Regions from separate parts of the Homo sapiens genome. Here regions 1, 2, 4, 5, 6 and 7 are each linked to region 3. A link is a loop called in an ENCODE intact Hi-C map of the cell type or tissue named here. Cell type or tissue: PC-3. All regions are shown on one strand.

Evidence for each region. Hi-C counts contacts between places; a loop is a spot of excess contacts. Peaks named below come from ENCODE experiments on the same cell type or tissue, not always from the same donor. Only the 100,000 strongest peaks of a DNase experiment are listed, where the experiment ranks them.
Region 1: it touches region 3 in a loop (25-fold over the local background); 3 of 110 quality-filtered maps call a loop at or near these places.
Region 2: it touches region 3 in a loop (3-fold over the local background); 11 of 110 quality-filtered maps call a loop at or near these places.
Region 4: it touches region 3 in a loop (4-fold over the local background); 2 of 110 quality-filtered maps call a loop at or near these places.
Region 5: a loop joins it to region 3, with 12 times the contacts of the local background. A loop is called at or near these places in 68 of 110 quality-filtered maps.
Region 6: a loop joins it to region 3, with 9 times the contacts of the local background. A loop is called at or near these places in 2 of 110 quality-filtered maps.
Region 7: a loop joins it to region 3, with 14 times the contacts of the local background. A loop is called at or near these places in 51 of 110 quality-filtered maps.

What each region holds. Positions count from the first base shown.
Region 1 is chr5:35,476,450-35,480,449 of GRCh38, forward strand. No RefSeq gene overlaps it. Among named protein-coding and RNA genes, the nearest start is that of SPEF2, 140 kb to the right of the region's middle. In PC-3, no CTCF peak of the experiment used is centred here; no DNase peak of the experiment used is centred here; H3K4me3 peaks cover 1,214 bases; H3K27me3 peaks cover 641 bases.
Region 2 is chr5:35,227,036-35,231,035 of GRCh38, forward strand. PRLR (prolactin receptor) reads right to left here and starts at 3,452. Exons shown (of 10, transcript NM_000949.7): 1 at 3,233-3,452. In PC-3, a CTCF peak has its summit at 2,402; a DNase peak (open chromatin) is centred at 2,456; H3K4me3 peaks cover 1,316 bases; H3K27me3 peaks cover 3,797 bases.
Region 3 is chr5:35,922,949-35,926,948 of GRCh38, forward strand. All of the region lies in intron 1 of CAPSL (calcyphosine like), which reads right to left. Among named protein-coding and RNA genes, the nearest start is that of CAPSL, 14 kb to the right of the region's middle. RefSeq lists a silencer at 1,979-2,273 and enhancers at 3,471-3,520, 3,611-3,690. In PC-3, CTCF peaks have their summits at 2,137, 2,348 and 3,687 (motif pointing left); DNase peaks (open chromatin) are centred at 1,353, 2,133 and 3,693; H3K4me3 peaks cover 1,832 bases; H3K27ac peaks cover 1,186 bases.
Region 4 is chr5:35,525,891-35,529,890 of GRCh38, forward strand. No RefSeq gene overlaps it. Among named protein-coding and RNA genes, the nearest start is that of SPEF2, 90 kb to the right of the region's middle. In PC-3, no CTCF peak of the experiment used is centred here; no DNase peak of the experiment used is centred here; H3K27me3 peaks cover 1,964 bases.
Region 5 is chr5:35,615,526-35,619,525 of GRCh38, forward strand. SPEF2 (sperm flagellar 2) reads left to right here and starts at 2,338. Exons shown (of 37, transcript NM_024867.4): 1 at 2,338-2,530. The coding sequence starts at 2,473. RefSeq lists an enhancer at 2,381-3,188. In PC-3, a CTCF peak has its summit at 2,272 (motif pointing right); a DNase peak (open chromatin) is centred at 2,326; H3K4me3 peaks cover 1,611 bases.
Region 6 is chr5:35,712,311-35,716,310 of GRCh38, forward strand. It overlaps SPEF2 (sperm flagellar 2), which reads left to right. Exons shown (of 37, transcript NM_024867.4): 20 at 502-576. Among named protein-coding and RNA genes, the nearest start is that of SPEF2, 96 kb to the left of the region's middle. In PC-3, no CTCF peak of the experiment used is centred here; no DNase peak of the experiment used is centred here.
Region 7 is chr5:35,649,503-35,653,502 of GRCh38, forward strand. All of the region lies in intron 6 of SPEF2 (sperm flagellar 2), which reads left to right. Among named protein-coding and RNA genes, the nearest start is that of SPEF2, 34 kb to the left of the region's middle. RefSeq lists a silencer at 3,905-4,000. In PC-3, a CTCF peak has its summit at 1,854 (motif pointing right); a DNase peak (open chromatin) is centred at 1,869.

The DNA.
Region 1 (4,000 bases), 450 kb before region 3:
CTATATAGAGAAAGATGTTAGCCTGAGAGCTGTGCAGCTACCTGAAAATCAGAGGTGAAATGAAGGAGAACAGTCTACATTTTAAAATCCCTAACAATTGTTTATACCAACTTACTGTTTCAGAGATACCCCTGGTTTAAAACTGTTTTGGATAATCATTTAGAAGAGGTTTTCTCTTTCCAGTTCATACAAGCTGTAATACATCATGCAAACGCTATTCCCAAAGTGATTATAAGCATGTTTTACATCAAATCTGTAAGTTTTTCTGTAATAAAGATTTTCTTAGGCTACTGCTGAGGGCTTTTTGAATTCCTAGCTTGGGCTGTTTGCAAAGCTTATTCCAACACTGTCTCAGAGCACTGTTGAGGTCATACCTTCAGGGTAATTTAAATGGAACGAATAGGAAGGTCATAATCTGAATCCAATCAACAGTCTGGTGGGAGGCCAGTGACTGTTCTGAAACATGGCATTGAGAGCCCAGATAAAATGTGTTGATTTCTGGTCTGCTTTCTGTTATACCCCAGCCCTGTAAACACCAGGCAAATAAACCTCAAGCACAACAAACTTGAGGCAAAACAGACAAAATTAATTTTATATGGCTATTTATTTAAAGGCAATTCTGTGTGCAAGAGATCTGTCTAAACATGCTTAAGGAAGTAAATCACATTTGTGGGGCATCTTGACCTCCCTTTCTAGCTGGAGACAGTTTCATAGGAACTAGCCTTTTAGTACTTGGTGATGTGTTTTTTAAGGAAAAAACCAAGTTTAAGGGTTGACTGTGTCTTTTAATAGAACATAAATATTTTGTCAGTTTTTATTATTTTCAAAAGGAGGGAGATCACATTTTCAAGCAAGGGAGTTTTGTTTGTCTTCAATCTGATTTTTAATATGCTTAGATAGGGACATTTCTAGGTGACTAAAAGGAAAAGAAGAAATCTATGCCAGGCTTAAGAAGTATATCAATATATATTGATACATATTTGTTTTGGAAGCTATAGGGCCTTGGACAAAATTACTGTAAAGTTTCTATAATTATGAAGTCATTTTATCTATTTGCATCCTAACAAAGGTATACTGTCATCAAAAGCTCAGTGGACATATAAGTGGATGAAAACAAAGTCATTGTGGCAAGCACAGTTTGTGAGAGATGCTGTCATGCTGTAGAAGAAACATTACCCTTAGATTGAAAAGTTTTCTGTCCTTATCCATCCATGTTCTTGCTTTTTGGCCTTAGCTCACCACTTCACCTCTTTCAATCTGTTTCCTTCTTTGTAAAATAAAAGCTTGTCTCCTAAGAGCTCTAAAAAGTCTATCATATGTGTTACGGTTGTTGAGAAACAACCTAAACATGTTATTGAATGAGTCCAGCTGCTCACCTAAGTGTAGTCCCACAGAGTCTTAATGCTCAAGTTTGAAGTCAAGAAACTCTGTTTCTGTTTTCTGTTTTGACACCATAATTAGAGAGGTTGATGGAGCTGGGGGCTCAACCAATACTCTCCAGGCTCAATAGAGAAAAAAGGATAAACCACATGCCAGCATATGAATTCACAGTGAGAAAAATAAACACTAAGGGCACTGGGATGCAAAGATGTTCTGGCCAGTGCACTCTCTTAGTATTGAAATCTCAGGGGAACTCCAGATTACAGTAAGAAAACTGAGCAATGATTATGGACCTTGAGCCAAGTCTTGAGATAGTCTTCAGAAGACTTCCTCCAGTTCATGATGAAGCCTGGTGGCTCCTCTCTAACTCAGAGACAAAAGGCTTTCTCTTTTTATCAGACATTTATTTTTTCTCTCTCTATTTCTCTCCTGGACAGTCAATGCTTAGTGACAATAACAGGATTTTTTGTTTGTTTGTTTTAGACAACATAAAGTCTAAAACTAGAGAGAAGGCATAAATAGACCTGTTCACAGGCTTTTCTCAGCCCTACTACAATGTCATTGAGTAGGTTTCAATGTTTTGATTACTAACATATTCTAGTCTTGCCCACCTGAATTGCTCCTCACTTGCTTTGGATGGCTGACCTTGAGTGTTCCCCTCTCCTCAGTTCAAACATTTATAGACAAGTTCCTTTGTTACTTCACCAGATGGCGTCCCATATATCATATACGGGATTTATTAATACTAGTTTAAGAAGATAGCCTTATTCAAAATCCTTGTGGAAACCTATTGACTTGATAATCAAGTTGGAAAAATATCCATAAGGACTCACTGATTGGGATTGATAAAAGAAAAATGTCAATGAGAGACAGACCAGATTCTCTGAGGTGACAGTTATCATACTTTAGTCCTGGGGTCCATGTTAAAAATGCAGGTTCCCCTGTCAGCCACTGAGATTCTAGTTCAGTAAAAATTTTGTATTCCCAGATGATTTTATATTAGTGGCTGACAAAATCCCTTTCTTCTAAGATTTCTTATTTGCAAAATCAGCTTGGATTTTGATTCATTTCTTTAGGAAACAATTTCATGTTTTAGGAAAAAAAAAAGCCTCCAAATAGAGGCAGGCTTAAGTTCATGGCTTAGAAGTACCTTAGCACCAAAAGCTCAAGTACTGAGTGGTCCCTGCCAAAGTTTTAGAAAGAGCCATACAGAGGTACAACCCACTTCATAGCCATACTTGATGGCTACTGTCAGCTTTATACAATCTCTGCGTGTTTAAATCTATTCTATTAAAATTAAATTTGAGGAGAAAGGACTCTCCACCACCCTCCTTTCAGTTCTATTCTTTCTTTCCTATTCATCACTCCTTTCTTTCCTATTCATTACTGTATCCTTAACGCTCAGCAAAGTGAGTAGCATATGGTAATGATTCAAATATTTGTTGAATGAACAAGGGAAAAGTGAAAATGAAAATGAAACTACACAGATACTATGCAACCAGGAAGCTGAATTCCTTCACCAACACCAGCAAGTTCAACCAATGCTCTACACAAAGGAAACTTTTATTCTCCTCTCACATTCTGTCCTTCTGTCAAGACTCAGAATGTCTTGTTTGTGCCGATCTCATAGGGTATATTATCGAGGCTAGAGCGGGGAGGGAAGTTCTATGCAGAGAACAGGGACTTTGGGGAAAGAATCTGGGAATTTCAGAAGTAAAAGCTTCTCTGTGAAAGATCAGGCAGTTGTCCCTGAACAATGAATGTACACAGGGCTGATTACAAAAGTGACACTTAAGAAAAAAAAAAAAAGACTCTCTTAACAGTGTGGTGACAAATCCTCAAAATAAGAGCTTTGTTTATTTAAGGGCCTGGGAAACACTGAAAATATTGAGTTTTTAGCTAATGATGAACTGCAAATGCAAAGCATTGTGAATTACTCTACTGTCAATCTTAGGTTAATTTTATACTGCTGCAGTACTTGCTAAGTTAACTAGAGCAGTGGTTATTAATCTACCTGCACATTAAAAATCTCTGAAATGCTTTCAGCAATTCTGGTAATCAGATCATACTTCAGACCAATTAAAACCCACTATCCAGTCAGTGAGATTCAGACATTTGTATTTATTAAAGCTCCCAGATAACTCTAATGTGTAGCTGGTAATGAGAATCACAGTTCTATAGGCAAAGGCCTAATTCAGATATCTTCCTAGATTAAATGGGAGTAAGCTATATGTCCAAAGAAGACACGATTATTAGAATGAATGGCCCTTGGAAGGTTTACGCTGGCCTTGCTCTTGGCTATTTCAGATTCTTCCACCATGCCAACAAGGCCTACTTTCCTTTAAATGTTTCTTTCTATGTTTCAAAGCAAATTCAAATACTTTCTTTGCACTCTTCATGAGACAGTTTTCCAAAAATACATTCCTCTTGTTTACTTAAATGGTTCCTTTAATTTCACCTTCACTATAGAATCTACTAGAAAATCTGGAGGAGGGATGGTTATGTTTCTTTTTTTTTTTTTTAACTTTAAAGCAAAGAATTTTAATTTGAAAGTTGAGAAAATATAGCAGAGAAAACTAGTCATTTGGAATGTTATGAGAGAATTTGAAAAAAATATTAT
Region 2 (4,000 bases), 700 kb before region 3:
AGGATTACCAAGGAAGTCAGTGACAGAGCGCCAGCCTCACCTGCTAATGTTGGATATTGCCAATCTTGAGTCTAATGGCTGGGCTTGGGAAGGGTCAGGAATATTATCCTCCCATAGGTGATCTTGTTGTTGCTACCCGTTAATATGTATCACAAGCCAAGCACATGTTCACACCACTTAAAAGCACCCACTAGATTTGGCTATTCCTGCCTTTTAGAAGAATCTTAATCCGGTTGGCTGATGCAAGTGCCTGATATTGGGGAGCTTGGGAGCACTGGGTAGTGGAAAAAGAGTGGGTGCCAAAGTCAGACAGACCTGGGCTTGGATCCTGGTTCTGCCTTTCCTGAGCTAGGCGGATGTGGGGTGTGGGGTTGGGGGGTGTATGTACATTTCCATGTTTCAGTTTCTTTACTGGTAAAGCTTTAAATGATAACTCATACTCTGCAATCTTGCTATGAGAATTAATTGAGGCAATGTGTGAAAGTGCTTAGCACATCTTAAAGGCTCAGTAAATAGTAGGCATGAATATTGCTATCTTTGCATGCAGGAATACCTCACCAAAGTATACTGATAGATCTTTGGCTACTCTGTGGATATCCAATTTCCTTTTAAGTTTCCGATGTTTCCTTCTTTCATTGCTACATCATCTGACCACTTGCAATGGAGGCACCAGGACCCCATGGAGAGAGAGTACATGCTGAGTTGGCTACATCTGTGCCAAACTGTGAAAGATGACAATGGAGATATTTCTCTCTACAGTTTCTGAAGATGGACCCAGCCACAACACTTCTTTCCATGCCTGGCTGTTTTTAGCTGCAGGCACAGCACTAGCTGTTTTGTACTCAAGATTATGGGTCAAAAGAGAACTGAGAGACAGGTCAAGTATCCACGCCGGTCTGGACATACTTTACTTGCCGGCAATACATAGTGCTCTCCTTGACACTGCACAATTCGAACAGCCAGTCTGACTCTGTATTCTGAGGCCACCACTCCTTTTTGTGCATAACTAGACCAGAACTAATTTTACTCATTCTTCTACTAATGTAAGCCCCATAGGAGAGAGAGAGTAAGCTGTTCTTAAAAGCATGAGACTATTGAACACTTATTTATGGTGCCACATTAATATTAAGAAAAAGTTTATCATTGACTATGGGCTAGGCATGATTCATAGTATTTCCATTCTCCCAACAACCATGCAAAAAAAAAAAAAAAAAAAAAGCAGCATTATTTTCATTGTGCTGACAGGAAAAGTGAAGCTCAGGAAAACTCAGAGGCTTGCTCAGTGTGGGAGTCAAGATCTGAAGCCCAGTCTGTTGAGCTCCAAAGCCCTGTGTGTTTTCTGATGTGCCTTGCTGGCACTGCTAGTGGAACACCCAGGGTCCCCAGAGATGTGAGTCCTTAGTCCTCTAAAGGCAAAGTACAGAGGTTCAAAAGAATATGGCTGCCTACTCATACTATGCCTCAGGGAGCAAAGACTGCTTCATTTCCAAACAAAGCCTTGGCCTCCCTGCCATCCAGCTAGGTGACCTGAAGAGCACTCTGATTCAGACAGCGATCCTCTTTAGATGGCTCTCCAGGGTTGGTGGGACTGAAAATTCTAGGGGTAAGGACTGTCGCCTTAGGAGAGTCATTAAAAAGGGTTGTGAGGAGGGGTCCCCTGGAGTCAGAGGCTGGTAGAGCTCTGGAGAGAGCATGTGGGGAGCTCACCCATGACAGGGGAGCTGTCTCCTTCAGCAGCGTGGCTGACTCCAGACCCCCAAGAAGGCTGTGGATTACTCCCACAGTCAGCCCAACCAGCAGCAAGGAGTTGGCTGGGTGGTCTTGATACAGGAGGAGGAATAAGGGATTGTCACCTGGGATTCAGGCATGGCTTTCAGGGAGTATCCACAAACCCTCAGGGATTGCATGTAAAATTTTATGTACATGCCATATGCATTTTGCCCCAGGAAGAGGACTCACAGCTAATTCTCAAAAGGACCTATCACCCCTAATTTTTAAGAACCACTGAAATTAATATTTTCATCTGCTCCTCTCTTGCACTATTCAGCACTTCCACCTCATTAAACATTTATATATATATTATATATATTTCTATAATATATATATATAATTAATTAATTCCCTAAACTTTGCAGAAAAAAAATCGAAGCCCAGAGAGGGTAAGTATCTTGCCCAAGTTTGCACAGCTGATGGTCAGGATTGGGATTAGCAGCACTTCCCTGGTCAAGTGAAGCACGATTTCAGGTGGGAAATCTTGCCCGGTCAACTTGACAAATGAAGACAAAGTGATCCCTCCAGACTAATAATAATGTTTTGCAACCATTTTCAAGTCCAGTCATAGAATCCCCTACGTTGCTTGTTTTCAGGGCAGTGTGGGTTGCTTCCCCAGGATACAGGTAGAGGTCACTAAAAGGATAGTTTTCTACTCAAAGAGCCAGAACTCCAGCCCTTGCCTTCCCCTGCCGTAGCACTCGGGCCGGCCCTCCAGTTACCTGAGTTTGCCTGACTTTAACCAACTCCTCTTCCCTTCCCTCCTCCCTTCTCCAGCGGGCTCTCCTTCCAGCTTCCTCCCGGGCTGCAATTCCTCTGCCTAGGTGCCTCCGTCCAGCTCCGGCTTCTGGCCCGGAGGCTGCTCATCTGCCCCTACCCCCGCTGACTTTTGGGAGGAGCAACACCTTTCAGGTCAGCATTGCTAACCCTAAACTTTCCCCGCCGGATGCCCGCGAGGCTGCTGCGGCGGCGGCTGCTGCTGATGGGAGAGTCTCGAGTCCGGCTTTCATCACATCACCTGTCTGCGCCCCTTCCCCCTCCCCGCTCTTTTTTTCTTTTCTTTTTATTTTGACGCAAATAATTTGCATTCTGAGAATCCCACAATCAACGCCGAAACTCATGCTCAAGGATACAGGTGAAGATGCCTTTGACAAAGGCGAATGCGAGCCGAGTGCAGTTTGTAAAAGCTGGGGTTGGGGGCAGTGGTGGAGGCAAAGCACCTTAAGAGTATTTTTTAGCCCCTCTGAGAAGGGACATCCGGGCGGGAGGCGGGCGGATCCCGGGCTTCCCCGCCGGCTGCCGACTCTGGCTCCTGGCTGGCGTTCTCTCCAGGAGCCCGCGCCGGTGGCCCCGCTCTCCCCTTCAGCACGCGGGCCTCGAACCCGCATCCCGGAGAGCGGCCGCCCGCGCAGCCCCTGCCGCGCGCCGTCGGAGGCGGCCTCAGCTCGCCATGGGTACTCACTTTTGCCAGGGAGCAAAGTCTGCCACATCAGTCGATGAGTACTTCCTGCACGAGGACATGAAGCTCCATTGTGTGGAAAGCTGTTTCGCGAACGGTCGGTAAAATCCAGAAAGAGGGAGAAGGAGTGAGTAAGGCAGAAAGCCCAGCCCAGAAAACCGGCGTCTGGGGATTTCAGCCTCCGCTCCCCGGTCCCCAGCCCGGTGGCTCTGTGAGAAGAAGCTCAACTCGGTGCACTTGTTCACTCTTTCTTCATGAGAGGAGGAGTCAGTGTTGCAACATTTATGTTCCTTGCTGGAGGCAAAACAGTGATTTTCTTCAGCATGCAAAACGTCCAGAGCCTGCCAGTTTTAGAAGGCGACGGAGGTAGTTGGGGGAGCTGGAATCCTGCGAAGACCTGAAGAAACAACTGATTCCCCCCAGATCGGTTTTGCATGATTAGGGCCACATATCTTTCATTGAGACTGTACCAGAAAATAGACAGACAAAACAATAATAAAAATGACTTAGTGAGTTGAATGACCTCAAAGATGATATTTTTCCAGGCAGCCAAGATGTGGAGTGTCTCCGTGTCAAATTTCTTTCCTTATTTCTGAGTAACATTGAACAGCAGCTATATTTGAGAGGTTCTCCAGGGATTTGAATTGCACCTTGCCTGAGGAGTCAGATAGAAAGGAGCAAAAGAAGATAGTCAGTGACCTAAGAAGGTTTTGCTTTTTTTTTTTTTTAATACCCAAAGCGCAAACTTCTAGTGTGCTGTGTTTATTCTCT
Region 3 (4,000 bases):
TCTGCTAGTGGCATGCGCCCCATCCCCACCCCAACCCCTATGGAAGCAGGAACTGGTGTCAACAACATGCCCTTCTCATTCTCTAAACCCACCTCAGAGTCTTGATCCTTCCCAGGACCACCATCATCTTTCCTGACCCTTGACCTTGCTTCATGATACTTGCCCAATGGCTGTCCCCAGCCACTCACCTCCCATTCTCATTTCCCATGACATCTCCCCTACCTTGTCCACCTTATTCATTTTGCTCTGGTTTTTCCCTGCCATCCATGACAGTAAGTGAGAATGAAGAGAAACAGAGACTAAAAACCAGTCATGGAGAGAAAGTGAGATCCAGCTCCTGGATCTGGGACAGATCCCCAGTGGGACCCTCTTTGCACACCTTCAGAATAATATTAAAGGCATCAGTGGTGCCCCCACTAGGTAGTAAGCATGTGTCCAGTTCCCACAAAAACCCCTTGAGTTGAACTGAAAACAGGAACTCAAACAAATGCACATATACCCATGTTTATAGCAGCATTATTCACAACAGCCAAAAGGTAGAAACAAACCAAATGTCCACCTATGGATAAAGGGATAAGCAAATTGTGGTATAGCCATACAGTGAAACATTCTTCAGCCATAAAAAGGAACACAGTACTGATAGATACCACAATGTGGACAAACCTTGGCCATGTTATGCTAAGTACAAGAAGCCAGACACAAAATGTCACACATTGTACGATTTCATTTATGTGAAATATTCAGAATAGGCAAATTCATAGAGACAGAAAGCAAATTAATGGTTGCAAGGGGCTGGGGTGGGAGGGCCAGTGGGGAGTGACTGCTTAATGAATGTAAAGTTTCCTTCAGGGGTAATAAAAATGTTTTGGAACTTGACATAGACGGTGGTTTATCAACATTGTGAATGTAATATACACTTTAAAATTGCTAATTTATGTTATGTGTATTCATCTCAATAAAATAAAACCCATGCACAGATGTTACTAGCTAGATTTAGTCATTCCACAATTATACATACTTCAAAACATCATGTTATACAAAGTAAATACATACAACTTTATCTGTCAATTTAAAAAAAAAATTTAAAGTGTGCTGGGCACGTAGTCATCCTGGTAAATTAGCAAAGGTTAAAAAAGAAAAACAAGCCTATGAGCTAGTTACTACTATTATTGGTATTTCACAGATAAAGAAATTAGGATGCAGAGAAATCAGGTAACTTGCCCAAGTCGCACGGAAACATGACTCACAGTAATCCACATGCTGTTAGAACTGTATGACCCTTGAAGATTCTCTAGTGCAACCTCATTTTGCAAACTTGGAAACTAAGGCTTGGGTTGGCAAAGTGACTTGCTCAAAAGTCCTGGCCAAGACCAAAACAGACGGCTTCTGATTCCTAAGGGCTCTTTCTGCTTCATCATGTTTGTGGTTTGTGAAATAACATATAAGAATCTCAAAGCACAGTTTGATGGTGCTTTCTCATAGGAAAGTGGGATCGAGTCCAGGAAGGCAAGAAACTGCCAGCCCAGTACCTCAGGCTGTCCCACCTCTTGAGGCTGACCCTACCCAGCGATGATGTTGGCAGTTTATTTCTGGAGTCTAATAAATTCAAGGGGAAAAAAGTCCATTCTCTCCTGCTAGCCTACCGTGAAACTTGAAATGCCCATAGTAAGCATCCCTTTTAATCATTGAATCACCCAGTTCACCAACCACTAGCTAACTGTATTGTGTACTCTTTTCGAGGCACTATGCTGGAATAGAGTGTGGGAGTGTGAGGAATTACTCAGAGGAGCAAGCCCTTGAATAGCCTAGAGTCTTCATTAGTTTGAATCCTGATCTCCTGTATTTAAGCAGAAGGGAAAAGTTTATTAAGCACCGGGGCTTTTAAGGAAGGCAGGATTGCACAGGATCTCAAGTGCATAAGGGAGATGCTCAGCTTTGAAGTTTCAATAAAGGCGCCAGGCACCAGGGCAAGAGTCAGTCCCCAAACATATGTCACCGACTTCATAGCAGTGCACAAAGTGTCTCTGCCTGTAGAAGACTCTGTCTGAACCTTAAAGATCCGGTGTGGTGACAACGGAGCGCATCCCTGTGCAAGGCGAAGAGGCTGCGCTCCCGACGCACTTGGCCGCAGCGCCACCACGTGTTCTCAGGCGTCTGCACATTCCCCCGGCCAGGCATGCGGTTCAGTCTCTGCCTTCCACACAGGTCTGCTAAGAGCTCAGGAAGCGCCATGCACTGTGCTAGGGGTAGGATGAAAGCAGGACCAAGACAACGCTTACAGCCTGGGGGCTGAGCAGGGGATGCAATCACAAGAGGACGGGAGGCTTACCTGGCCTGGGAGTGGGGCTTTCTGAGGACCTCTCAGAGGAGGTGATGTCTAAACTTTCATCCTAATGGAAGGTGGTAGTTATCGAGGCTGGGGACGTGGGGATAGAAGGATATTTTAGATAGCAGGTGTACCAACTACTCAGACTAAGGTGAGAGAGAAAACAATATAATTAGGAAAGTACAAGTATTTCAGTATGGTTGGAGAACAGAGGTATGGGTGGCAGGGGGAGATGAACAGTAGTGAAGATTCGGAGGAAGTAGGGAAAGGGGAATTGTGGGTAAAGATGAAACTGACCAGGCGGGCAGCCATCAGATCCCAAAGAGCCTGGGGTGCCAGGGTGGGATTTGGATTTTCTCCTGAGAGCAACAGGAGACCGCAAAGTTTTCTTAAAAAGGGAAAAATTCTTCTTAAAAAAGGAAAAAGTCTTCTTAAAAGGGGAAGAAGTCTTCTTAAAAAACAGGAGACCACAAAAAAGGGAAAAAGTCTTCTTAAAAAACAGGAGACCACAAAGTCTTCTGGCCGGGCGCGGTGGCTTACGCCTGTAATCCTAGCACTTTGGGAGGCAGAGACGGGCGGATCACCTGAGGTCAGGAGTTCAAGACCAGCCTGGCCAACATGGTGAAACTCCGTCTCTACCAATATACAAAAATTAGCCGGTCATGATGGCGGTTGCCTGTAATCCCAGCTACTCGGGAGGCTGAGGCAGGAGAATCGCTTGAACCCAGGAGACGGTGGTTACAGTGAGCCAAGATCGCGCCACTGCACTCCAGCCTGGGCGGCTGAGCTAGACTCCGTCTCAAAAAAAAAAAAAAAAAAACGAAAAAACGGGAAAGGCCGTTTGCATTGTAAAGTGAGAAGAATGGATAGGAAGGCGGGACAGGCTAGCCAATAGGAGACTGTTGTTTCCAGCTATGCTGCCTGGACCGTGTGGACGGAGAGAGAAGAAGAGATAGGAGATGGCCAGTGGCAGAACGTGCAGTTTGAGGGAGAGGGCGGACTCGGGGCTGGCATCCAGAGCTGTTGCTTGCGCTCTCCACTCTCACCCTCCAGTGGCTGGCAGCAAGGGAGGATATTCACAGAAGCCTGGAGATTTGGGGCAGAGGCAGAGTGTAGCTACGGTAGCAATGGTCCCATTAAGGCTGTCTCATTCCACTGTCCTCCCGGTGCACAACCAACTGCCACGCCAAACTCTCTCCCGCCTGGATTTTGCGAATTATTGTAGGAAGGATGTGGAAAGCTGTAAATGCATGGGGTCTGTATCTTCATGGTTCCCTCCGTAAGGTTCAGAGACAGATTTAAGAGGACCCTTGGAAGAGGGAACTGCTCTAGCCCTAGCCTGCATCTATTGACTTGTCTTTGGTGCTCCCTGGTGGCAGTAAGCTGAATTACATCTCTCTTCCTTTCTCTGTTCCTCTCCATCTGCAGCCAACTACCTGCAAACACAGAAGGGGATCTTATTGCTAAAGAGGCAACCCTAGAGATCGTTGATCCAGACACTATAAGGCACCAACGCTTTTACATCCTCTTTGTTGCAAAATCCAATGGAAACTTCTCACCTCACCCTCAGGAAACTCTCCCTCCTTTGACTTCTCTGACCGTACATTCCTGGTTTTCCTTTTTCAGGGAAAAGACCGTTCCTTGAAAGGGAACCGAAGCAGGTTTAGTCAGCTC
Region 4 (4,000 bases), 400 kb before region 3:
TCTTAAAATATCACAAGTTGTAATACACATTAATTTTCTTTTAGGCCATTTTTAGTAGAATTAATTATTCCATCCCTGATCAATAGTATTTTAAATAGGTTTTTGGGGGTTGACTAGTATATGTTCATTTCACCTACAAATAATAAGTGCGTCTTTTTAACATTTGTATTTCTCATTTCTTTCTCTTTCCTAATTGTATTGAGTGCCACATCCAGAATAACATTAAACTAGAATTTTTCAGCACTAATGCCATTAGGGGTCAGACAAGATTTGTTGTGGGTGCCAGGGAGGGCTGTTGTATTCACTGTAGAATATTGAGCAGCATCCCTGGCCTCTACTTAGTAGATACCAGTAGCAATATGACATGATCAAAACATGAGTTGGAAGTAAGTGAGAAAGCAAAGACAGTAGATTTAGAAAGTGAATATTGAAGGGTAAGATATTGGTGAAGTATAATCCATTACTAAGCCACTTTGATATTATTTTTGAATTATGATATGTATTTACTTACTTAGGTATCAGCTATGTAGCACAATTTTATCTATTAAAAATCTGCAGAGATAAAAACTATAGCAAAAACTATCAAAGTTGTTATTTCTGAGTGTTGAGTTCTTAGAAAGCTTTTTAACTTTTAAAATATCTTTATATTTAGTTGAATTCATTTTTTGTAATTGAGCATACATATATTTATAAATAATACCATTTAGAATATTAATATACATCATTTTGTAGGTGTCCCATAGTCACAATTACGTTAAAAGCTGGATCATTAGAATATCAAATAAAATATTAAAGCTCTTCATTTATGGATTATAGAAATGTCTTCTTTATATTTTCTAAATTTTTTGCAATATACATGTATTATAATGAAAAACAAAGTTACTTTTAGAAAGGAAATTTTTTGGAGATGGACCTTGATAAAAAGCCCTGAGGAATGATTTTGGAAGTAAATTGTAGAACAGAGTTATTATCTCTGGAAGTATTGTTGGGTGACAAAAATCTGAAAATGTCCTAAATTGCCTTACAGCCAGTTTTATCTCATAGGAAACAGAGACAATGGATAGATTGTTTCCTATTATTAATACAGATTGGTGCCAGAACCAGCTACACAATTTTCAGAGCCCAGTGCAAAAGAAAATACTGGGCCGTTTGTTCAAAACTTATTAAGAATTTCAAGATAGCAACAGCAGAGTATTAAAACTAAGTGGGTGGGGCCTTCTGAGCATAAGACTCTGTGCAACTGTGTAGTAAGCCACACGCCCAATAAAGCTAGTCCTTCCTATATAGGATCATTTGTTTATAAAAAAAGAATTGGTGGGACCTGGGAGAATACATTCATTTTACAGTTCATGGTAGCCAATGAAAAGTATGCCATAGATTTTAGAGAGATGGTCATTAAAAAAATCAGAAAAAGTATGTATGAATTCATAGCATGTATCTTAGGCCATAGAGAGACAGAGAGGAAGTTCTTGAAAACTTTAATTTTCATTTCAAAATTGCATACGAGAAAACATAGGGCAGGTATACGAAAAAAAAAAGCTGATTATAGTGGCTTTCTCAGATGAGTTCAAATTTTAAAGAACTTGTATATGAGAGAAAAACAAGGGCATGAACCCAAAGGTGAGTGTCACAGGGTACTATAATTGTACAGAACAAGACCAGGCTTATCAAAGTTCAGAATGATCTGAGTCTTGGGGAAAAGTTTCACTCTCACACACACACACACACACACACACGTGGGATCTTTGTAAGCTCTATTAGAACAAGAGCAAGGAAAGGATGTCAACCGCAAGTTAAGGAGTTATAGGCATAAAATGACAATGCCTGGATGGTAAAGTAGCAGGGATGCTTTTGCTCCTGTCTGACTAGCTAAATTGTGAGAGTGCTGGGTAGTGGATAGGAGGTAGCCTGAGAAAAATTTTCGGATACATTTTCCAAAACTCTTTTCTATAGTCTGTTCTTCACAACATATCAGTGACTTACATTGAGATAAAGTGGTGAATTACGTGAAAGTTTCTTGAAGCTGAGAGACAGCTAGTATTTTCAGTGAAGGAACCGTTATCTTACACAATCTTAATAACTAGAATCATAGGTCAAATTGGATAAGATGAGTAAGAATCAGTGCAAAGTTCTAATGTTTGGTCAAAAAAATCAACTGCAAAAATATAATACAAAAGAGACGTGACTTATCAACAAAGACTTAGGTTTGTCCAACATCGATGTGATTAGGTTAATCATAGATGTATGCCATTGAATAACAAACGAGAGGACAGTGCTGTGGGCAGATCACACCTGATGTCCTGGGTATAATTCTGAGGGTCAAGATGGAAGACAGTGACACCTGTAAATTACAGCCACAAAGAAGAGGCTGAACATATGACTAGACTAAGCCATGGTGTGTATATGGGGCAAGAGGAACTCTCATATCCTGCCTGGGGTGCAATCACTTTAGAAAATAGATTGATCTTATCTTGTAAGGTTAAAGACATGCACACCCTATAAGACAACATTTCTGCTCCTAGATGTATACCTTGGAGTAACAATTACCTGTGGGCACCAGGATACATGATCTGAAAGGTTCCTAGCAATGTTGTGCATAATAATACACCACTTGGAAAGTTCCCAAATGTGCCTCAATTGCAGAATGGATTTAAGAAACCTGTCATAATTCAGTAATAAAAACAAAATATAGCTACACACATCAATATGCATGAATTTTATAAACAACATGTTGAGCAGAGGAATTAAGACACAAACAGACATATGTGTGTATGTGTCCATTATACAAAGCTAAAAAAAAATACAGGCAAAACTAAACTAAAACATTTAGGGATATATAGTTATGTGAATAAACTACCAAAAGGAGGGGGAAAAAAAGAAGCAAATAAGCAATTACCTCAAAAGTTAGGATAGCATTTTGGCTGGGCGCGGTGGTTCATGCCTGTAATCCCGGCACTTTGGGAGGCTGAGGTGGGTGGATCACTAGAGGTCAGGAGTTCGAGAACAGCCTGGCCAATATGGTGAAACCCCGTCTCTACTAAAAATACAAAAAATTCAATGGACGTGGTGCGGGCACTTGTAATCTTCACTCCCCGAGAGGCTAAGGCAGGAGAATTGCTTAAATCCAGGAGGCAGAGGTTGCAGTGGGCCAAGATCACGCCACTGAACTGCAGCCTGGGCGACAGAGACTACGTCACAAAAAAAAAAAAAAAAAAAAAAAAGATAGTATTTTTTTCTCCGGGGGTCTACAGGACATGAATAAATTAGAGAATTTGAAGGTGCAGGCAATATTCTGCTTGCCATCCTGGGTAGTGTTTAGACAGGTGTTTATAATTACACATTATGCTAATCATTTATAGGGCTGTACATTATATCTAATATTCACAAATTTGGAAAGGTTAAAAAAGATAAGGGCTTCACAGCTGTGTGAAGATGTTAAAAAGTATCTTAAAGTGTAAAACCCAGAAAAGAGAAGACTCGCTGAGAGCCTGACAATTATCTTCAGTTATTTTGAAGGATATTATGCTATAGTGGAAATTTTGTTTTTGTTTACTTCACACTCTTCTTTCTCTGGGTTCTGAGACCTGTTTTCCTGGAAATCGCCCCTTCCACTTTTCCCTTCTCATTTCAATCCCATGGTTGACAGCACCCACTTCAATACTGTGTGATCCCCTCCTCACCCACCTTTCCCTCTCCCTACCCCACATAGCCACCATGTATTAGTTGAGAGAATACCTGACTCTGATTAGGTCATGAGAGTTCATTCTCTATAAATTTACATTCAGGATCCAATAGGGCAACTAGAATTTATTGACTGAGTCAAGGTAAAATGTTTGACTATGTAGAAACAATTACAGTGATACTTTCTCATAAGGTACTTACTGCCAGCTGCTTGAAGGTGTTTAAGTATGGCCTGAATGTCTAAGAAAGAAATGCAAATGAACAGAATATAGGAATAGCTTTGCAAAAACAAACAGAAAAACTCCTGTGAAAGTTCTTA
Region 5 (4,000 bases), 310 kb before region 3:
CATTTTCACAGAAATAGAAAAAACAATCCTAAAATTCATATGGAACCAATAAAGAGTCCATATAGCCAAAGCAATCCTAAGCATAAAGAACAAGGCTGGAAACAGCACAGTATCTGACTTTAAAGTATATTACAAGGCTATAGTAATTAATACAGCATAAGCTGGAAACAGCACAATATCTGACTTCAAATTATATTACAAGGTTATAGTAATCAAAACTTCTTGGTAGTGGTATAAAAATAGACTCATAGACCAATGTAACAGAACAGAGAACCCAGAAATAAATCCACATATTTATAGCCAACTGATTTTCAACAGAGGCACCAAGAACTATGTTGAAAGAACCCTCTCTTCAATAAATGGTGCTGGATAAGTTGGCTATCCATATGCAGAAGAGTAGAGCTGAACAGTATTTCTCACCACATACACAAATATCAACTCAAGATGGATTAAAGACTTAAATGTTAGACCTAAACCTATAAAACTACTAGAAGAAAACATAGGGAAAACACTTCAGGACATTGGCCTAGGCAAAAATGTTATGAATAAGACCTCAAAAGCACAGACAACTAAAACAAAAATAGACAACTGGGGGCTATATTAAACTAAAAAGCTTCTGTACAATACATGAAACAATCAACGGAGTGAAGAGACAACCCATTGAATGGAAGAAAATATTTGCAAACTATTAATCTGACAAGGGACTCATATCCACAACATACAAGAAACTCAAACAACTCAACACTAAAAAAACAAACAATCCCACTAAAAAGTGTGCAAAGGACACGGATAGACATTTCTCAAAAGAAGAGGTACAAATGGCCAACAGGTATATGAAAAAATTCATCATCTCTAATTATCAAATGCATATCAAAACCACAATAAAATACCATCTTACCCCAGTTAGAATGGTTATTATTAAAAAGACAAAAAACAACAGATGCTGGAGAAGATGTGGAGAAAAGGGAACTCATACTGTTGGTGGGGATGTAAATTAGTATGACCACTATGGAAGGCAGTATGGAGGTTTCTCAAAAAACTAAAAACAGAACTGCCATAAAATCCAGCAGTTCCACTACAGTGTATCTATCCAAAGGAAAAGAAGTCAGTATATCAAAGGGATACCTGCACTCACATGTTTATCACAGAACTATTCAAAATAGCCAAGATATGGAATAAATCTAAGTGTCCATCAGCGAACAAATGGAAAAAGAAAGAATGGTATATATACATAACGGAATACCATTTGTCCATGGAAAAGAATGAAAACAGGTCATTTGCAGCAACATGGATGAACTGGAGGCCATTATGTTCAATGAAATAGGCCAGGCAACAGAAAGACAAATACTGCATGTTTTACTCATATGTGGTAGCTAAAAAAGTTGATCCCCTGGAGATAGAGAACAAAATTATGAGTACCAGAGACTGGAAAGGATGTGAGGGTGGGAAGGGGAAATGAAGAGAGGTTGGTGAATGGGTACAAACTTATAGTTAGATGGAAGAAATAGGGTCTAATGTTAGCTAGCAACTGGGGTGACTATAGTTAGCAATGATACATTGTATATTTCAAAATAGCTAGAAGAGAAGATTTGAAATGTTACCAACGTATATAAATGATAAATACTCAAGGTGATGGATACCCCAAATACCCTTCTTCTTTTTCTTCCTCTTCTTTTTTCTTCTTCTTCCTCTTCTTTGATCTCTCCTTGTTCTCCTCCTTCTCCTTGTTCTCCTTCTTCTCCTTCTCTTTCTTCTTTTCCTCCTGTTCTTCCTCTTCTCCTCCTCCTCTTCCTCTCCCTCTCCTTCTCCTTCTTGTTATTCTTTCTTCTTTCTTCTTCTTTTTTGAGACAGAGTCTCATTTTGTTGCCCAGGCTGGAGTGCAGTGGCTCGATCTCGGTTCACTGTAAACTCCGCCTCCTGGGTTGATCCTTCCACGTCAGCATCCTGAGCTGGTGGGACCACAGGCGCACGCCACCACGGCCGCCTAATTTCTTACAGAAAAAAAAACGGTTTCTGCTACCTTGCCCAGGCTGGTCTTGAACTCCCAGGCTCAGTCGAGCGCCACCCCCTCCACAAAGTGGTAGGATTATTTGCGTGAGCCACGGAGCCCTGCGGAGACTCTGGTTTTACTTTCTGCTCACCTAAGAAGCTCCTGCTGTGTCCCTAAGTGTTCCCGCCTCGCCTCTCCCCACACCCACTGCTCCCTAACTTCTCTCACAGGCCCCCAACGGCTTCCTCCTGCGCTGGCGCACGCTCAGGTCTTACCCGCCAGCAGGTGGCGAAACACGATTTTCTGTCCTCTGCGGCTGAGCCCTAGCGTCCCCTCTTCTCTAAGGCCTTTCGCCTAGTTCCAGCCTGGATACGCTTCCATAGCAAAGGGTTGCCCTTGGCTACAGGAGGACGCGGGCTGGCAGGCTTGGTTCCTGGCGAGTTTCTAAGCCCCCGCCTGCGGTCTGAGGCACCGGCTGAACCATGTCGGAGATCCTGTGCCAGTGGCTCAACAAGGAGTTGAAGGTGTCCCGGACCGTGAGTGAGTGACCACGGCCAGGGGCGAGCGTCTGAGGGGCTAGCGGGGCGCAGAGCCTGCAGCGCAGCGCAGCGCACTCAGGGAAGGTGGCGGGCAGGGCGCGAGCTGCACAGGTGGGGCACCTGCGTAGCCGGCAGCATCCCACAGTGAGCAACTCGGCTCGGCGGTGCCCCAGGTCCGTCCCGCCACCTCCCTACAGCTCACCCCAGCCAGGGCAAGGCCTTGTCACGTCCCCACTCTGCCGCTCTCGAGTTACCCTTGTCACGGTGGGCCCAACCCGCAGGCATTCTGACTTTGTGATGTGGTTCTAGGCAATCAGAGGGTTTAGGAAGGTCTCCTTTGCTTCTGTGGAGAGGGAACTTTGCTGGACTTTGTAGTCTGACCCCAACGATGCCTCCTTCACATCACCAGAAGCAGAAGCATGGTGTGGTGGCTAGTCGATGAAATATGAAGCCACTGGACAAGTTACAATACCTTCTCTGAATGTGTTTCCTTCTCTATAAAATGGACCTAATAATGCTTTCCATACTTAACTGACCAGCAGGGGAGGGTGGGTGAAAAATAAGTTAATGTAGAATATGTTAACATTTACAAATTTTAGTAAATTTTAAGCCCCAAATCACAAACTAGCTATTTCTGGTCACTATTGGCTCTTGCCCAAAGCTGACCTTATTCACCAACCTAATTTTATCCTAACCATGCAGTTGCCACCCAAAGTTTCCAAGTCTGACAACCACAGAGACAATTTTACATGCTGGCAGCTTCCTTGACTGCCCTGTAATTCTTCAGGAGTTCATTTTTCAGTTGGTTTTGTTTGTCTTTTTTTCTTTTTTTGCTTAAGGGAAGAGGTTTTCAGGGCAAGTCATTTCAGTCCATTTTCCCAGAAGAACTTGCTTAACACCAGCTTGCTACCAGAGAGGCAGTGGTGCCAGTTCAACCTTAGCTTATCTACAGAAGTTGCTAGATCGGTAGTGTTTCTGTGGGTGCAAAGTAGTTATTAATACTCTCAGCATGAGGATCTTTAGCACGGAGCATCTCCTGTTGCATTTCTTGAGGCATAAACCTCAGACTCTTTCTTTGTCAAATAACCATCTACACACTCCCTGTGAACTGCAATAAATTCTTTCCTGGTATTCTACGATTATCCCATTGTGTCTCCAACTGTTTATTTGCTAAAATATGATGGACTGAGGACAATATTTAGCATTTATTGTTTCTTATTCCTGTCTCACCATAGGAGCCAAAATAAAATATCATGCCCTTAAGTTGTACTCTTCTAAAAGAAAAGCAGTTACATATTGCTTAGTTTAATTTAGTTCATTTATTTTATTAGTAAAAACCACACCCGGGCCGGGTGCGGTGGCTCACGCCTGTAATGCCAGCCCTTTGGGAGGCCGAGGTGGGCAGATCATGAGGTCAGGAGTTCGAGACCAGCCTGGCCAACATAGTGAAATCCTGTCTCTACTAAAAATA
Region 6 (4,000 bases), 210 kb before region 3:
ACTCAAACTCCTGGGCTCAAGCCATCCTCTAGCCTCAACCTCATCAATAGCCGGGACTACAGGTGCATGTCACTGTACCTGGCTTTGGCATCATTTTTATCACAGATACAGTTGTCTTGTTGTATAGGCACATTCAGTTGAAACAAATCCAAATACAGCCATATGCTCCAAATGGATTTGTGATTAACTTTTAAAAATGCCACAGCTAGTTCCATTAAAGAGTTTATGATCAAATCCACTACCAAATGTTTATATTAAAGTTAGGACTAAACATCTCAATGTGACAGAATAATGCTGCTATTAGAGCTATCATTCCAGAAGTTTCAACCCATAGTCTGTCTTCAGGATAATTTTAACTCAAAGTAAAAACCTGAGCCATTTTATGCAGTTCACAAATGTAACTGTTTACCTATGGGAAATAGCATTAGCTTGCTTACAATCATATAGCCCAGGCTATTGAAGTAAATCATCAATGATTTTTGTGTGTCGAATTTTGTTTAGAAGCCCCGCATGGTAAGCAAGAATCTCTTCAGGAAGGAAAAGGGAAGAAAGGTGAGACCGCACTCAAAAGAAAAGGTACAGCAGATAAAAATATATATAATTACATGTAATTCTGCATTTTATAACTATCTCAGTGAAAATAGCTAGATTTGTATAGTAGTATACATTGACCACTTCTCTCAGGCATTTGTAAATCATAAGCCCTTGCCAAAGAATATAGTCGCAAACTTTCTGCATCCTGGCGCTTACCAAAGGCCCTGCTGAGAAAAGTGATGCTTGCAGGGATAATTTAGACAATATCTAATATACAGAATATCCATTTATCAGAGATATTTTAGCTGTTATCCTTGGACTAAGCTGTGCCATCCGAAAGCTACATACTGAATCAAGTTTTCTTGGACCCCTTATTGGATTTCCTTCACTGATAAGCACTTCGGTAAAAAATAAAATAAAAATCTTACATTACCTTAGAACATTTACAAAACTAAGAAAGGAGCCTTGGTACAATACTGTTAACTAAAGCAGAACATTTAATTTTTGCCATCTATTTTTAGTGGAACTCTTGAAGTTTTTGAGACCTGTCTACATTTTTTTGTAATCCTTTAAGCCAGTAATTTATAAACAATTAAAAATATGAACTGGAGCTGGGCGCAGTGGCTCATGCCTGTAATCCCATCAGTTTGGGAGGCTGAGGTGGGCAGATCCTGAGGTCAGGCGATCAAGACCATCCTGGCCAACATGGTGAAACCCCATCTCTACTAAAAAAATACAAAAATTAGCCAGGCATGGTGGCACACACCTGTAGTCCCAGCTACTCAGGAGGCTGAGGCAGGAGAATCCCTTGAATCCGGGAGACACGGAGGCTGCAGTGAGCCAAGACTGCGCCACTGCACTCCAGCCTGGGTGACAGACTCTGTCTCAAAATATATATATATATTTTATATATATTTTATATATAGTATATATATTATATATAGTGTTATATATTTTATATATAGTATATATGTTATATATAGTGTTATATATTTTATATATAGTATATATATTATATATAGTATTATATATTTTATATATAGTATATATGTTATATATAGTATTATATATTTTATATATAGTATATATGTTATATATAGTATTATATATTTTATATATAGTATATATGTTATATATAGTATTATATATTTTATATATAGTATATATGTTATATATAGTATTATATATTTTATATACAGTATATATATTTTATATAGTATATATTTTATATACAGTATATATATTTTAGAATTTGAATTAACAAATGTTTACAGCTTGATGTAAGTTCTTGGTGTAACTACATACTGGCAACGGATTTTAATGGTTTTACTTTGTTCTAAATTGTATCTCATGCAAGGGATTTTAATTCTTATGACTTGTTTGAGTTTCTTCAGAGAATTTTTCAACCATCAAAGAGTAAAGAGAACCTTGCAAATATTTTAGAGAACTTTGAGTTACTTTCCCCACCCCCAACCCCACTCCCTGCTTTTTTAAAGAGTCATAAGTTCCCTGGAAAATTTATGTCATGCATACACCCTCAATAAGTGAACTTTTAAAAGCCTATTTATGAGGGGTGGTGTCCCTTTTACGGTATTTGGATATGTACTCTGTAACTATTTTTTAACAGTCAGGTACTTTTAAGTTATCTATTTGAGCATTAACAGGTTATTTTTATTGATTTTTTTTATTGAAAATTCTTTTGACCTGACATTCGTATTTGGTATTTACTTTGTATTTTTTTTCTTAATATTACAATTACATGGCCTCAGTTCTGAAATGCAAGCTATTAAGTCCAGCTTGTTTTTAGGTTAGGTTGGTTTGTCTTTTGGGTTTATTTTTATTTATTTATTTATTTATTTATTTATTTATTTATTTATTGTCCCTGACTGCTTCCCTACTGCCCAAGTATCTTACAACTTAAATTAATCTGGTGGCATTGCATTGCTTGCCTTTTTCAGTTAATTGTAAATGCCTATGGCTTTATCCATGCGACACTATCTCTAAAATATCAGCCTTGCAAAATTTTCTTCTGCATAACGTTTGATTATGAAACAATAATGTTTGATTTTAAGTTGTTGTTTCTTGTTTTGAAACAGGGTCTCACTCTGTTGCCCAGGCTGGAGTGCAGTAGTGTGATCATGGCTCATTGCAGCCTTGACCTCCTAGGACCAAGCAATCCTCCCACCCTAGCCTCCCGAGTAGCTGGGACAACAGGCATATGCCACCACGCCTGGCTAATTTTTGTATTTTTTTGTAGAGATGGGGTTTCAGCATGTTGCCCAAGCTGGTCTCAAACTCCTGGGCTCAAGCAATCTCCCCGCTTCAGCCTTCCAAAGTGCTGGGATTACAGGCCTGAGCCATCACCCCTGGCCAATTTTAAGTTTTTTATATAATTGTTTATTGTAAAGAATTTTGTTAAGAACAGTTTTTCTGAAGACTTATGTTTTCACTCAAAACTCACTAATGACTTTCCTTATTTTTCTAATTTAGTAGGCCAACTTTAATGTCCATTGAAATGAAATAAAACTTCCAGTTTTAAAAAAAAAAGTCCTCCACAACTTAACATAGCAGTGGAGGTGAAACTTTTATTATACCAATAATAACCTGGTATTATATTTTCTGAAGGAATATTATGCCCACTACATCATTCCGTGGCCCCTATATGAAATCCTAGGTGATAAATTTCGTTCAGAATCAAGGGACAGGAAAATGTCTCTTCCTCTGGGTGATTAGATAATGGGCGCCTCAAAATGAGAGCATTTTCCTTTGTGTTTTGGCTGACTAGAAGTTCAGAAAAAAACTCGTGGCTCAGGTTTAGTATCTGTGCAAGGACCTAGATCTCCATGTCTGCCTTCTAATTCCTCTCCTGATTTTGAACTTCTACTTTAAGTTATATTTTTCCTGACCCTAGTTTCATTTATGTTCTTTTTTCTATTTTACTTTATTTCTGTGAAATAGGGGGATATAATTTCTTTTTTTTTTTTTTTTTGAGACAGAGTCTTGCTCTGTTGGGGGTATAATTTCTAAAGTAATTGATAGCTGGTGAAAGAAAATCCCAGGCTCTAAAAAGCGTATCAGTTAGATTCATATTGAAGGTGCTGTAGCAATAAATTAACTAAAGATTGAAATGCAGTATGCATGCATGCAATTTACTTCTTCCAGGTTCATTCAAGGGGCATTGTCATGAAGTATGTGTCTTTTTTAAACTGTTCATCACAAATTGCCAGTGCTGTTGCAGTCCAAGAGTGTGTACTGTTCAAAACATAACATGCTAAAATCGATGTTTGGACATTCTCAAATGTCCAAACATTTTTGAGAATCATAACCATGATTCTCAAAGAGAATCTCACCCTTCTCTAATTATATGATATGTTGGGTTTGTATAACTAGAGCTAATTGGTGAGTTAACACTGAGATAAAAGTTTTAGTTAAAATTTTAAGGGCTATAATTTATGCTCAGCTCTCA
Region 7 (4,000 bases), 270 kb before region 3:
TATCTGGAAGAGCTATTCCAGGATCTTTTCACTCCAAAGAATCTTGATTCAGAGAGTAATTAGGGAAGATAAATGAGCTAAAGTTCAGATTGTTAGCAACTGTTATAAATATCTGAGAGAAAGAGACTATTACGAAATGTAAAGTTGATTTATTTTTCTGTGCTATGTTTATTCTTCTAAGTTCACACATATTTTTTAAACATTCACTAAAATTGTTTCAAGGTACCACTAATTTAAATTTGTCACAGTAAATCCTTTATTAGATTCTAGTTTGGTTTATATCATGCTGTATCCTCAGCAGTTAGCATAGAGACCAGCAGTAAGAAGTTGAGTGAATGAGTTCATTAAACAAATGTCACTAAGACAGTCACTTTGGTGGGTCCATTGAACAAAGTTCCTCATTAACTGGCTTCATCTACCTAAAGATAAAGCTCCTTCACACTTTGTTTTCTATGAGAGGTCATTGATTCACAGAAAATAATTCATTAGGGATGACATATGTAGGAACAACTTGGGTTTTTTTATATTTTTAAATGGAAATGATCCAAACTCTATGCATTTACATCTTACGAAATATGAGATAAATCTCTGTTAAAGAAGGTACTAATTCTAAAGAAAAGCAGAAAAAAATTACATACTTCAGTTTCATATTAAAATTTCCTGACGGAAGGGAGAGACAGTCAAATGAGGAGGAACAAGGAAAATCAGAGCCATAAGGAAGAAATGATGAAGTCAGGTGTAAGAAAGAAAATTAAGCAAAATGGAGAATACTCATGTACATTGCCTTTCCTCCTACCCTCTGCAGAAACTCCTGATGCCCTATTCTGATTCCCACTCCCATTTATCAGTGTTGATCCTGACCTGTAAAAACAACATAATCCAAGTCTCCTCATCCATGCAGCCACCACTTGAACCCTAGCACACACCTACCCTGACCTTGGCCCATGAAAATACCAATTTCTTCTCATTCTTTCACCCATCTCTCTAACCATAGGCTCTGTGGTGATAAACAGTTGGTGTCCACCAGAAAGACCATCTTAAACTACTGAATACTTTGCTACTTGGTGAATGCTACTTTCTGTAGCTCCCTGGCCTGCCCCTTTCCTGGGACCCCTCAATTTCCACACAGTTTAGCAACCATAGTTAAGATGAAGCACAGCACTGTCTCCCAGGCCCTGCACCAGTATCCATGTCTATTGGTTAGTGTCCTTGCCATGTCAGTTATTAAATGTCTTAAAGATCATCCCTGTACATTACAGCTGCAAACATTTACCTGCTCCCTATTGCCTTTGCCAACCCAACCAGACCCTAGGTCTCTATCAGTTAGTTTCAGAAACCCCAAAACAACAGTGAATGAAATTAGAGGGAAATCTGCTTGTCTCTCATGTAATAGAAATCAGAAGGTAAGCAGCCCATAGTGTATGCTGTAGCTCCAGGGTTATCAAGGACTGAGGCTTCTCCTTTCTTTTGCCTCACTGTCCTGTTGTGTGGTTTTCATCCTCAAGGTTACATTCATGATACAAGATGGTTGCTGGGACTCCGGCCACTTGGCCCATGTTCCAGATATCAGGAAGGAAGACAGACAAAAAAGTAGATATCTCCTATCTGAAATAGCTTCTTTCAAAAGCCTTCCCAGAAGTCCCATATAACATTTCTGCTTATATCTTATTGGAGAGCATTCAGTCACATGGCCACACCTGACAGAGTGGGAAGCTGGGAAACGTAGTCTTTAACTGGACACACTGTTTCCCTGCATAAAATTGGGGTTCTATTTTGAGAGAAAAGGGAGGGAAATAGTAGTGTCAGGTCCCTTCTTCACAGAAGCCTTCACTTGGTCCTGCCAAAGATTTCCAGCAGAGGGCATCTGAGATATTGACACCCTCACTTACAGCAGGAGGAGAAGGCCTGGGGCAGCTGAAGTCCCTGGGCCAGTTACCTGTGGCTGTGAACAGCTTCATCTGAGAATCTAAATCCTTTCCAGTGTGTTGCACAAAGTTCGTTTTCTCTTTTGGCCTTAAAAAGAAAAACGTTGGGAAGTGCTGGCCTAGAGCAAACTTTTCAAGAAAACAGAGGCTATGGTTACAATATAGCACCCTTCTTAAGCCATTTCATTAATCACTACTTTTTTTAGTTCATGCTGAATCTTAGCTTAGAATCAAGAATGTTCTGGGCACATTGAAAAACTTCACACTAACTTGACTCCAGAAGGCAATACAGTCTCCCAACTTGAACCTCAGGAGCACTTTCTGCAGCTGCCTTTTTCATAGCCTGCTCCTGAACAGTTTCTCTGGATGCCACCTCAAAGTCCATCGTTTTTCTTTTGTGGAAGAATGAAATAATGTCTCATGCCAGCAATGCAAGAGCCCTCATGGCTGGTTTTTCCCCGTGTAACAAGGTTCCTCCATTTTTTCATTTTTTAGATGAATAATAAATCCTGTCTGCTATTTGTTTCTTTAGCTGGGGTTATTGGCTGCTGTAATTTGGTATTTGGGTTAATATATTTGTCAGAGGCTTTTCCCAGCAACTACTTCTTAAGAAACACAAATTTGACCAAGGTTTCTGCTACTAATAGATTATACACATACAATTATTACATTAGATGAAGGTCTGGCAAGCAAACAGATAAAAAGAAAATATAATCACTGCCCTCAAGAAACCTACATCTAGTAAAATGAATATTTATTCAAGTACATAATGTGTAGTTTTTTTTCACCTTTATTGGAATAAGACAACAGATGGATGGGTTGACTAATTGATAAAGGAGAAGCAATTTGTTAAGTATATTATTGACAGCATAAATATTGTGTTGAGAGAGCTATTAACCCACGCTCAATCCAGGGCAGGAGCTTTTACACAACACACTTAAGTACAAATATAATAAGATTTTTGATGAAAGATCTAAAAGTGTTACGCTACACAATTAAATACTAAATCTTAATAAATAGATAGGGTTAAACTCTGTCTTTGGCCTTACTGAGTGCTTGGTACCTACATAATTTGTGCTCAACTCTTCTCAGTGACAGAATACAATCAAAGGTTGAGCCCCGGCTGATAAAATGATTGGAACTTTAGTTTGATTTTTATGTATGTATGGTGTTTTTTAGCACATTATTTGAAATTTAGCAGACATCAACTATTTGCTGGGCATGCTAGGCACAGGTGCAGGCAGAAGAAAAATAGGATACTTCTCTTATTCACTAGGAGATCAGCTGGGAGGCGCAAACCTCCAAATTATGACCTATACTACAATATGGTCTATATTATAAATATGCAGGTATTACATCATAAAAATTAAACATGAGTTAACTATGTTTTTATCAGAGTACTTGTGTCTATATAAGAATTGATGACAAGTCTCTACACACTTTAATAATATATCCTTATTTTTTGAATAATAAGATTATAAGTAATATTGTAAACCAAATATATTAATTACTTGTAACAAAAGCAATGATTATACATAATATAAAAATTCATTATTTCTAGGCAAGTAACATTATGGTATATCTTGTACTATTGTATTATTCTGTTTACTTTTTGAAGAGGATGCAGATGAGAATTGATGATTATTTGATCTTTGTATACATAAAAATGTATCTTTTAATGATAAATTTGGAATGAATCTATGAATTCTGTACCAAGCCCCCATTTGACTCACTAAATTGAATGTGCTTAACTTTCTGTTGGGAAGACCACTGGGTTCTTCCTGATCCTTTACGTTTTGGACATGAGATAGGACAAGAGCTCTGAGTTGAGTCTTCTCACTTGAATCTCTAGGGCATGAGCAAGAAGCCAGTCAGACCTGTGCTTACATGTGTGGCATGGCAAGCAAGCCAAATTTCAACTGCTGTGTTTTCAATAAGTGTTCAGCGACTGTTCTAAGCAGTCAAAAATTGATCTGAGAGTTGATAGAGTAACTTGCACTTTCATAGATGATGGAAGAGTGTAGTAGATGGAACCATCTGTACATAGAAGTATTCTAGTGACCTGGCATTAATGT